Regions from separate parts of the Homo sapiens genome. Here region 1 is linked to region 2. The links are chromatin contacts, found by Hi-C in ENCODE. All regions are on one chromosome and are shown on one strand. The core of a region is the stretch at or near the end of the contact, and the rest is flanking DNA. Distances in the headings are between cores, read along the strand shown.

The links. A loop is a pair of places that touch in the nucleus more often than their neighbours do. Pooled maps may share reads with other maps.
Region 1: a loop to region 2 is called in a map of CD4-positive, alpha-beta T cell, with 7 times the contacts of the local background. The contact joins the promoter of EAF2 here to the promoter of POGLUT1 in region 2. A Hi-C loop is called at or near these places in 2 of 168 maps with a recorded cell type or tissue (CD4-positive, alpha-beta T cell and naive thymus-derived CD4-positive, alpha-beta T cell) and 9 of 50 pooled maps.

What each region holds. Positions count from the first base shown.
Region 1 is chr3:121,832,123-121,837,855 of GRCh38, reverse strand. It overlaps EAF2 (ELL associated factor 2), which reads right to left and starts at 2,647. Exons shown (of 6, transcript NM_018456.6): 1 at 2,465-2,647. The coding sequence starts at 2,570. It overlaps IQCB1 (IQ motif containing B1), which reads left to right and starts at 2,796. Exons shown (of 15, transcript NM_001023570.4): 1 at 2,796-2,890; 2 at 3,377-3,465.
Region 2 is chr3:119,464,666-119,470,635 of GRCh38, reverse strand. POGLUT1 (protein O-glucosyltransferase 1) reads right to left here and starts at 1,673. Exons shown (of 11, transcript NM_152305.3): 1 at 1,530-1,673; 2 at 726-816. The coding sequence starts at 1,614. RefSeq lists a silencer at 1,397-1,596 and enhancers at 1,647-1,816, 1,509-2,009.

The sequences.
Region 1 (5,733 bases), core at 1,398-3,897, 2.4 Mb before region 2:
CCGGTAAAGCACCTGTTGCTAAGCATTCAGCTTATCGTTGATAGAACATCCCATGCCCTTCCTACCACATGCCAGACTATCTTTTTGATAGTTTTTATTGCTAAACTCTGATAAATGCTGTTTCAAAGTCTGACTAAATTACATTCATTAGCACCCCTCGTACACATATGAATATAACTCTTCAACATTAATGGTGACTACTATTTATTCTCTACCCTGTGGCAAATATTGTTCCAGGTTGTTTATGCTATCTTATTTAATCCTTACACAAACCATGAAATGTAAATATTACTATTATCTTTTAGCCATAAGAAAACTGAGGTTGAGAGCTTAGAGAATGTTCCCAAAGTCACATTATATATATAGGTGGTGGAGACCAGGATTCACATCCGGGTTTGCCTGAAGTCTTATATCAGACAGGCAGAATTGCTCCTGTAAATAAAGGCAGAATATTACTTTCTCTCCAATGACATTGGCTTGAGGGTTGGTTATAAATTAGGTCCCCCTTATCTGCATGAACATCAGCTTCATACTATTCTACAATTTTCAAACCTCACTCTGAGTTCTTAAGAGTGAGGATTACATTGGAAATGAACCTGTCCTCAAGAATAATAAACAGTTTTATTTAAATAAATCTAAAATGATTCTGTGCCATTACCACACCTGCTTCAACAACAACAATAAAAGAAAATAAGGACTGAAAACTTTTCTAATAGTTCTGTCTTCCACAGGACTAAGTGTGTATTCAAACATGTATGTTTGTTTATTTATTATTGTCATTATTGTTGTTTTGCTTATTTTTGTTTATTTTCATTCTGGTAGCTGGATCATCTGATCCTCTGACTTTCAAGATACTGGCATTTTCAGAACCTTTATAAATGAAAGGCTGTGAAGGACCTGCAAGATTATTTTCAAAGGCAATTTTTTATTCATTTAAATTGGGATTTGTGCCCTACATAAGAGAATATATACCCAAATCATATAGAAATATATTCTTAAGCAAATTTTTATAATCTTAAGCCCTTGTAACTTGAAAAATTAATATTAAGACTATTGCATACCTGAGAAGGAAGAGAAAAGGAGAGAGTAGATACTATTTGAGAAAAAGGCATGGAAAAACCAGATAAAGACGCATATCACACTTCCGGAAAATGGGACTGAAGAGAGAGAAACTGCAGAGCCAGCACAGCACCATCTCATCGTGGGGAGCTCTGGATGAGAAAGTATATGATAAAGAAGAATAAACAAGGGACACTGTTGAAGAGTTTCTGTTCACAAATATCTCACCCATTTATTCTACCAATTGGATGTTAATTTTGCTTTAAAAAAACCCTTTTAGTAAATATATTCTTGCAGGGTTAAAACCAGTGGTTCTTCATACCTTTACTTTGAGTAACTATAACTAAATTGTCTACAACTTAAATAAACTTTTGGGAGAATGTATGCTTTAATTAGTTGTTTTGATTGAACCATGGAACATTTCAGAGTAAAAACCATAAAGGTCTCTAAACAACCCGAGAACAGAATGACTGAGAAAGGCGGAATGATGAGATATTAAGGAAGGGCAAGGCTGGGGAAAGGAAGTGAAAAAATACTTACAGTTTTACCACAGAAAAATGAGAAGTTATAATTCAGTGATCTTGAAGTTTCCTTCCCGCTCTACAATTCTATGACAGTTGTTATGCAAAAAACGAATGTCTTACACATAAAAACTTATATGCTATATTTTCCTTCCTGGAATCTATATCATCCAACTGCTAAAGCAAAAGAGCTCCTTTTTCTACTCCAACAACATAAAAGAGAATAATTTATTAAAACTAGTTCCAGAGGACATAAAGAAAACCAAAGGGTAGAAATCATAGGGAGGTAAGCATCTTCCAAATAAAGAAATTAATAACACACCCTCGAATACTTTGATAATCAGTATTTGATAACTGAGTGAAATCTGGGGTCCAAAGAGATATACAGATCATTGGGATGGTTGAGAATTTCTCCCTTTGCAAAGAACACACCAAATAAGAACCCTCATCTGCCAGAGGTGAGAAAAAGTGATGAAAAGAGAGAATATTGCCCCACCAGCCTCAAGGCATTCAAGTTCCCCGGCATTCGGTCCTTAGTCCCTTCCCATTTGTCACCTTATTATTTTCCTGTCCACCCCTGCATCATCCACCTGTCACGTCTGTCTCCACAGTCACCTCTACAGACTTTTTTCACACTTTCCCTTCCTGTCTGCTGGTCTCAACGCTCTCTGTCCAGGGTTTACCCACATTTGCTCTACTCCGATTCCTTCCACCGACCCCCTAAGACTCCGAGCAGGTTAGAGGATCGCGCTGCCTCCCCCCTCCCCGCCCCGTAGTCTCCAACAGTGTAAGGGGTACTGTGGGAACAAAACCCAGAGGGGTTTGTGCCTCTTCACCCCCATCCCGGGAGGCTCCCCCTCTATCCCCGGATGGTCCTCACTCACAGCGCACAGTGTGGAAGGCGCAGCGCGGCTGCTTCTCGAAACTCTCCCCTAACTTGAGAACCCGCTCGCGACGGTCTAGGTGTGAGAATCCCGCTGCGCTATTCATAATTACTCTCCTGCTTTGACTTTAACTCCGCCACCAGCGCTCACTATCTGCCACCTCAGCCTGAAGCAGCTGCACTTGATCCCGCCAGCCAAGTCACCCAGACTCCACCCCGCGCTCGACGCGCACCGCCCCACCGGAGCGTCTCACGTTCTGATTGGCTTATTAGCAAAGGGCGCTCCGCCCCTTGACTCCGAGGCTCCTAGTCCCGCCTCCAGGCCCCTTCCCGCGTCGCGACGCACGCTGCCCCGGAAGGCCGCGGCGCTGTAGTGCGGCGTGGGAGCCCCAGGTTCTTTAGTGGAAGAACGCGAAGCGAGGATGAGGTAACTTATCTGAGGTGGTGGCTGGGGAGGGAGAGGGCCCCAGGGCGCCTACCAGGAGGCCAGGACCCCAGGCTCCTGGACGAAGTCAGCCGGCTTGTAAGAGCTCTTAACGGGAGAATCGGCCTGCCCTCACGCCCACTCTGTAGAGATCTGGTGTGGAAACTGAGGCCTGGGGAGGTGCAGTGTCCAGGCACAGGGCCTAGTGTCTTATCCAAGGCCTGGTAGCGCGAAAGCCGGGTCTAGAATCTGGAGTAAAGGAGCCCAGAGGCCCCAGAATCTCGGTCCTTAGACTTGAAGCGACGCTGTTACCTCAGTAATCGTTTTCTGACCTTTTTGTACCAGAGGAAGTTTCTTGTGGTCCTAGGACTGGAGAAGGGGATGTGTAGTGGGGAGGAGAAAGAGGATTCGGAGATAGCAACTGCAGACATTTAGGATCAGCCGCAACAGGATCGCACTGAATTTCCTTTTCATTTATTTTCCTCACAGTGATCCGTGGAGGCAGTAACAGGCGCGGCGAGGGAGAAGTGATTCCCGAAGAATCAAGGCTGGGCCGGACCCGGTGGCCTGGCAACAGGGTAGTAGCCTTAAAATAGATAAATAATTGTCTTTTTGTGTCAAATTTCATGAATTTAATGTAAAGATGGGAGAAGTGTTGAATTATAGGAGAAACACTCGAGAAAGTTTACAGATGGTTTCCATAACAGGTGGTTTTTCAGGGTAATTACGCAATCCAACTGCACTCCCTCACCTTCTGCCTTAGGCACATTTGTCAATTGATTTTGGGGTAGGTGGTTATGTCTCCTTCAACCTGTCTGTGTAAATCCTACCCTTTGAAGGTGTGCCGAAGCTGTTTCATATCGTAGTTAAATGCTTTAAGGCAGATGGTGGCTCTAGTTTGAACCCCTGCTTTATACTTAACAGTGTGACTTTGTGCCAGCTAATTACATTCTCCAGAGTTTAAGTATGCTCATTGTTCAAATTGGGAAAAAAATAATAGTATCTGTTCCTTAGAGTTGTTGGAATGATTAAATGAGTTAATACATGAAAGCAATTAGAACAATTCCTGGAGCATGATAAGAGGTCTCCAAATGGTTATTTAAGGCCCAGCTCTACACTTATACTACATTTTAAGACCATCTTGGTGGCTGCCTTCTCTTCTAAATAGAATCATTCTAGGAGGTAGGAATTGCTATTTTGTTTACAGCAAGAAAAATGGTTCAGAGAAGCCCAGTCCTCTGACTTTATGGCCTGTATTCTTATCTGTGTCATCTATTTAGCATTTAACATATATCTGATATTCTTAAGTATATTTTTTTGTATCTGTGTGTGTGTACACATGTACATAAACATACTTTTCTTTCCCAACCAGAACAATAGCAGAGAGTATGTCTTGTGTAGAATCTTTGCATCCCCTGCATCTACCATACTGCTCTGCACATATTTGTTGATGACAATAATGATTTAGTGATGTTTTATTACGGTAGCCAGGAGGGCACAAACTGTTTTGAGCCTATTTTACGTTAGAGAGGCTTCCAACTATAAATCTGAGCTTTCTCTATTGTAACAAGAGAAAAACAGAAAGTCAAGAAATTGAGGCTCAGAATGCCTGAGGTTTGTGCATTTACTCATACTTTCAACCTGTATTTAGCAAATCCTAGTACGTGCCAGGTACTAGTCTAGCCACTGGGAATACAGTTGTGAACCAAAGATATAAGAAGGCAGCCAGCAAAGATGGTCTTAAAATGTAGTATGATGGTAGAACTGGGCTTTAATAATAACCATTTGGAGAGCTCTTACTATGTGCCAGGAATTGTTCCAATTGCTTTCATGTATTAACTCATTTAATCATCTCTAAGGGATAGGTAGGTTGCCCTCATGAAGCTTACCTTCTGAGGTGAATTTTCTCCAAACATATATTAAAATGAACTATGTTGTACTAGCTCAAGAATAGACAAACAGATTAAATTACTAGAAACTAAGTAGAGTCCAAAAAGATACCCTGTGTATGTGTATGTATACATAGTGCATGAAAATGTGACGTTTCAGATTGTTTCTGTTATGTCTATTCATAACTAGTTACCTTATGAATTTATGACTACTGTGTGCATTTTTTAATCCATCAATAACTTTAACATTAAAAATTAGATTCTTATATGACACCATTCACAAAAATACCTTACTTTAGAAGATATGTAAGGAAAACAAAACCAAAAAAACATGAAGATTTGGAGAATGTTTTTTATCTCTTGGGTTAGAGAGGACCTTTCTAAACAGGACACAAAAGACAGATGCCATAGAGGAAAAGATTGTTATATTTCATATGTAAAAATTGTAAAAATGGCTGGGCGCTGTGGCTCATGCCTGTAATCCCAGCACTTTGGGAGGCCGAAGTGGGCAGACCACTTGAGGTCATGAGTTCAAGACCAGCCTGGCCAACATGGTGAAACCCCATCTCTACTAAAAATACAAAAATTAGCTGGGCACGTTGGCACACGCCTGTAATCCCAGCTACTTGGGAGGCTGAGGCATGAAATCACTTGAACCCAGGAGGTGGAGGATGCAGTGAGCTGAGATTGCACCACTGCACTGCAGCCAGGGTAAACAGAGTCAGACTCTCTCTCAAAAAAAAAAAAAAAAATTGTAAAATTATGGTAAAGACCCCATAGTCAAATTTAAAAAAATAAATGACAAGGAGAAAATTTTACAGCCAATATAAAAGAGAAAAGATTCCTATCCATGTATGAAAAGCTTCTGCAAAAGAATAAGACAAACCGATAGAAATATAGTCAAGGGATATGAATAGAAAATACATAAAAGAAATAATGGCCAGTGAACACGAAATG
Region 2 (5,970 bases), core at 424-2,923:
TCAGAGTTATCTTTCTACCATACCTCATCCCGGCCCTGATGTGCATTCTCTCTCTTTTTTGAGACGGAGTCTCACTCTGTCACCCAGGCTGGGGTGCAGTGGCATGATCTGGATTCAATGCAACCTCTGCTTCCCGGGTTCAAGCGATTCTCCTGCCTCAGCCTCCCGAGTAGCTGGGATTACAGGCACGTGCCATCATGCCCAGCTAATTTTTGTATTTTTAGTAGAGACAGGGTTTCACCATGTTGGCCAGGCTGGTCTCGAAATTCTGACCTCAGGTGATCCACCTGCCTTGGCCTCTCAAAGTGCTGGGATTACAGGCATGAACCACCATGCCCAGCCTGATGTGCATTTTCTAAAGATAACCATCAGGAAATTTAGGACTAGATTCAGCGATAGATGGGTTTATTTCCTCAACAATATTTATCGAGCACGCACTGACAGCTAGCACCAGGGAGACAACAGCAAATAAGACACAGACCCTGACCTCAGGAAGCTTGCAGCCCAGTGGGAAAAACAGATGCACATGCACTGAATCCCGCAGTGAGTCAGTGGTTAGGTTGACACCACCTGAGCCTTTCCCATGCGAGAGCATTTTTATTCCCCAGAAATAGAAAAACATCCTTGCCTTTCTGACCACTGCAACCAAAATCTCTCAAGGATGTTAGAATACTTCCTGTGACAGCAACTAAACTCTCAAAGACACATCAAAGAAAAGAACTCACCCATGGTAGCAGCTGCAGTTTTGACTTGAACATGGTTCGTAATTCTCCAAAGACCTGTTAATTTGGTCAATAAATACTTTCCATTTTGAACCTTTAAAAAGTGAAGTAAATGAGAGTTAAAAAAATTTTCCTGAATGTTATTTGCTGACACCACACCAACAGAAGAAACAGAAGACCAAAACTTTCAGAAATCCCCTTCCCATCCCACTGATGGAAACGAAACGCTAGGGAGGAATTTTTGTGTGTGCAACTCCCACGCTCACGTCAAGTCTGTTCCTCTATCCGGCTGTCAGGTGTCCAAGAAACTGGAAAATTCCCAAGCTTAATGCTCAACCCTCAGAATGCTATGGATAGTGACGCGGACTCTCACTTTCTACTAATCAAATTGAACTCCACAAAGAGGATCAGTTAAAAGCTACAGACATTAAACCCCTCTTCTCTTCTGGCAACGCATATACACACACGCTCGCGCGCACGACATTTGCCCCCATCCCCGACCCCTCAGTGTTTCAGGCAGGTCCAGAGTAGCCAAGCACGGGCCACGCCTCCTGCGGGTGAACGGGGAATTCCCTCTCCTCCCTGTCATTCTGAATTCCGGGGAATGGGTTACTCTCCAGGGTCCAGAGCAGGAGCAGAGACCCCGGCACCTCACTCTCCGCCGCAAGGCGCCCCGGTGCCTTCTGCCCAGCTCCGAGCTACAGCGGCCACGGCATCTTCCCGGGAGCCGGCCGCGCGGGGGAGCGCCTCGGGACTCCGGCCAGACCCCGAGCCCAAGGGGCAGGCTCGGCACTGCCCGGAGCCCACCTGACTCCTTCTGGCGGCCCTGCGCTGAGGGCAGGAGGAACAACAGCAGCCAGAGCCGAAGCGGCGAGCTAGCCCACCACTCCATCGCCGGCAGACCTACTGCAGATTCCCCGCTGCGGCGCTGGCGGAAGCGCGGCCCCGCACAAAGATGGCCCGGGAGCCGCAGCACGTGGGCGGCGGGTCGCCCCGCACAAAGATGGCCACCGTGGCCCCACCACCCTTCCTCCAGTCCCCAGCCTTGAGGCGGAGTTTCCCTGAGAAGGCTGCGCCGGGAAGGTGGGGAGGATAAACGAATGGACCAGTTGCCTATCCTCCCTCCCTGGCACCCCTGGGAAAATAGGTCTGCAGCCAGAAAACTGAAGGTCAGAGAGGGTATGTTTCACGGTTAGTGGCACAACCAAGACTTGGCATAGAGCCTAGGCCAAACAGTTCTTCTCTTGACGTCAAATTGCCTCTTATCAAATAGCATAAATTTGTTGAGCATGTGTGTGTGTGTGTGTGTGTGTGTGTGTGTGTGTGTACAGCACGGTTAGACCCCAAAGGTTGCAATTAGCATAGCAGGGATCCCTTTGTAATAGGAATTTATAACAGTTGGGGTGACTTAGACGTAGGAAAAAAGATCAATGGTGTTAAATAAAGTTTATGGGAGGTCGTTGTTTTGGACAGAACTCTGGCACTAGGCCTCAAGAGAGCAGACAAAACCAGAATGGAGGCAACTTGTCCTAGGTGCTGCGTAATTAAACTCAGCTTTAAAAGGGGTCAGTTTTCCAACAAATAGGAGAAGGGGCCCATATACCTGAGCTGGCATGATAAAGAAGTCCCCTCTGATGTAACTCTTTGAGGAAAGTAACTTCAAAATGACCAATCTGCTTTTTGTTCCTTATTTCTGCTTTCTTCAGCCCTTTTCTGCCTATAAGCCCAACCCCTTCTGCTCAGCTCATTAGAACACTTTTCTGTTTTATAGATGAGATGCTGCCTGATTCATGAATCACTAATAAAAGCCAATTCGATTTTTTTTTTTTTTTGAGACAGAGGACAGTCTAACTCTGTTGCCCAGCCTGGAGTGCAGTGGCACAATCTTGGCTCACTATGACGTCTGCCTCCCGGGTTCAAGCAATTCTTCTGTCTCAGTCTCCCGAGTAGCTGGGATTACAGGAGTGTGTCACCATGCCCGGGTAATTTTTGTATTTTTAGTAAAGACAGGGTTTCACCGTGTTGGCCAGGTTGGTCTCAAACTCCTGACCTCAGGTGATCTGCCCACCTCGGCCTCCCAAAGTGCTGGGATTACAGGCGTGAGCCACCATGCCTGGCCAAGAACTTTAAACTAAATTTGATGAAATTTTGTTTCTTGACAGTGGGCAACATGATACTGGACAATATAGGTATATAGTATAGTACAGGTATATATCTTTATACAGGTATATATAGGTCAGTGTAGATATATTTAGTAATCATAGAACTACAAATATTTATCTATTTTCTTTTTTTTTTTTTTTTTTGAGATGGAGTTTCGCTCTTGTTGCCCAGGCTGGAGTGCAATGGTTCAATATCGGCTCACCACAACCTCCGCCTCCTGGGTTCAAGCAATTCTCCTGCCTCAGCCTCCTGAGTAGGTGGATTACAGGCTTGCGCCACCACACCCGGCTAATTTTGTATTTTTAGTAGAGATGGGGTTTCTCCATATTTGTCAGGCTGGTCTCGAACTCCCGACCTCCGGTGATCCACCAGCCTCGACCTCCCAAAGTGCTGGGATTGCAGGCGTGAGCCACTGCGCCCAGCAATATTTATCTATTTTCTAAAATGTACATGGTTATATCCCTAAGCCTTGTGGAAATATGGAAATACAGGGAAGTACAAGATCAAATCTGTGCTCCCAGGAGTTTAGAACTAGTAGGGAAGACAAATATGCTTCCTTAGAGATAGTTTACAATTTAAGGCAATAGTTAAGTGCCACTGGTTTCAGTGGAGGAAAAGATCAATATGAAGTGGAAATCTGGAGAAAGGGGTAGGAGGGGTATATTTTGTACTGAAGAAAAGGAAACGTTACAGTTAAGGAATATTGTGCTGGAGTCACTAAAAATATGGGAGCCATAATTTGCAGAAGGTGGGGATCAAATTTAGCTTGACAGTAGTGGAGGCTTTAGGATGCACGTTAAGGAATGGTGGAAGAGAAAATAATGTTGATTACCTAGGAATGGGCCGTATCGGTCACATATTACACCCATATGGGCATTTGGTCTATATTCCACCAGGGCAGAACCACCCAGTTTTTGTATGAGTGAGGCTCACTTTGGGTGAACAGACAGGAAAAAAAATGTATATCCAAAACTATAGCATATTTCTTCTGGAATCCAAATGAAACTTTAGTCAAAAATTTTTCTACTTCCAGGAAGGTGTGCAGTACAGTCATGTGTTGTTTGACAATGGGAATATGTTTTGAGAAATGTGTCAGGCAATTTTGTTGTGTGAACATCATAGATTATACTTACACAAACCTAGCTAGTATAGCCTACTACATACTGAGGATATTTGGCATAGCCTATTGCTCCTAGGCTACAAACCTATTCAGCATGTTACTGTACTGAATATTACAGGCAATTGTAACACAATGGTAAGTATTGGTGTATCTAAACATTGAAAAGGTACAGTAAATGAGTAAAAATGATACACCTGTATAAGGCACTTACCATGAATGGAGCTTGCAGGACTGAAAGTTGCTCTGGATAAGTCAGTGAGTGGTGAGTAAATGTGAACACCTAGAACATTACGCTACTATAGATTTTATAAACACTGTACAGTTAGACCATACTAAACTTATAAACACGTTTTTCTTTCTTCAGTAATAAATTAGCTTATTGTAACTTTTTTACTGTACAAACCTTTTTTTTTCAACTTTTTGACTTTGTAATAACACTTAGCTTAAAACACAAGCACATTGTACAGCCATACAAAAATATTTTTTCTTTCTTTCTTTTCCTTCCTTCCTCCCTCCCTCCCTCCTTTCTTTTCTTTTCTTTTTTTTTTTTTGAGACAGTCTCGCTTTGTTGCCCAGGCTAGAGTGCAGTGGTGCTATCTCAGCTGACTGCAACCTCTGCCTCCCAGGTTCAAGCAATTCTCGTGCCTCAGCCTCCTGAGTAGCTGGCATTACAGGTGTACACCATAACACCTGGCTAATTTTTGTATTTTTAGTAGAGACAGGGTTTCGCCATGTTGGCCAGGCTGCTGTCAAACTCCTGGCCTCCCAAAGTGTGGGGATTATAGGCATGAGCCACTGCATCCGACCTATTTTCTTTATTTCTATCTTTATTCTATAAGCTTTTTTCTATTTCTAAAATGTTTTATTTTGTTTTTTACTTTTTAAACTATTTTATTGAAAACTAATATGCAAACACACACGTGTGTGTTTGGGTCAGGCCTATGCAGGGTCAGGATCATCAATATCACCATCTTTCACCTCCACATCTTGTCCCTCTGGAAGATCTTCAGGGTCAAGAACACACATGGAACTGCCATCTCCTAGGATAACAATGCCTTCTTCTGGAATACCTTCTGAAAGACCTGCCTGAGGTTGTTTTACAGTTAACTTTCATTTTTTTAAAATAAGTAGAAGGAGTACAATCTAAAATAACAATAAATGTATAGTATAGTAAATATATAAACCAGTAACAAAGTAATTTATTATCATTATTTAGTATGTTATACTGTACATAATTGTATGTGCTATACTTTTATACAACTGGTAGTGCAGGTTTGTGTACACCAGGATACATTGCACTACAACATAAAGACAGCTACATCATTAGGCAATAGGAGTTTTTCAGTTTTATTATACTCTCATGGGCTCACCATCATTTATGTGGTCTTTCATTGAAACATCATTATGGGACACATGACTGTATTTAAAAATGAAAAAAAAACCAGAATGGTTGTACGAGTACTGGAAGTACAGTTTCTACTGAATGAGTGTTGGTTTTGCACCATCATAAAGTTGAAAAATTGTGAGTCAAACCATCCTAAGTTGGAGACTTGTGTGTATTCCTAAGTGACAGCTCTGTGGTACATTAGGACATTAGGAATATTTGGGAATATTAGCAACTTTACTGGTTTCGATATCAGTCATTCTGGCTCTAAATTCTGGTTCTGGCTCTTATTAGCCAGGCTATTTTCTTTTTTTTCTATTATTATTATTATTATTTTTGAGACAGGGTCTCTCTCTGTTGCCCAGGCTGGAGTGCAGTGGCACAATCTCGGCTCACTGCAAACTTGACCTCCAGGGCTCAAGTGATCCTCCCACCTCAGCCTCCCAAGTAGCTGGGACTACAGGTGTGAGCCACCATGCCCGATTTATTTTTTTACTTTTTTCATAGAGACAAGGTTCCACTATATTGCTCAGGGTGGTCTCAAACTCTTGGGCTCAAGTGATCCTCCTGCCTTGGCCTCC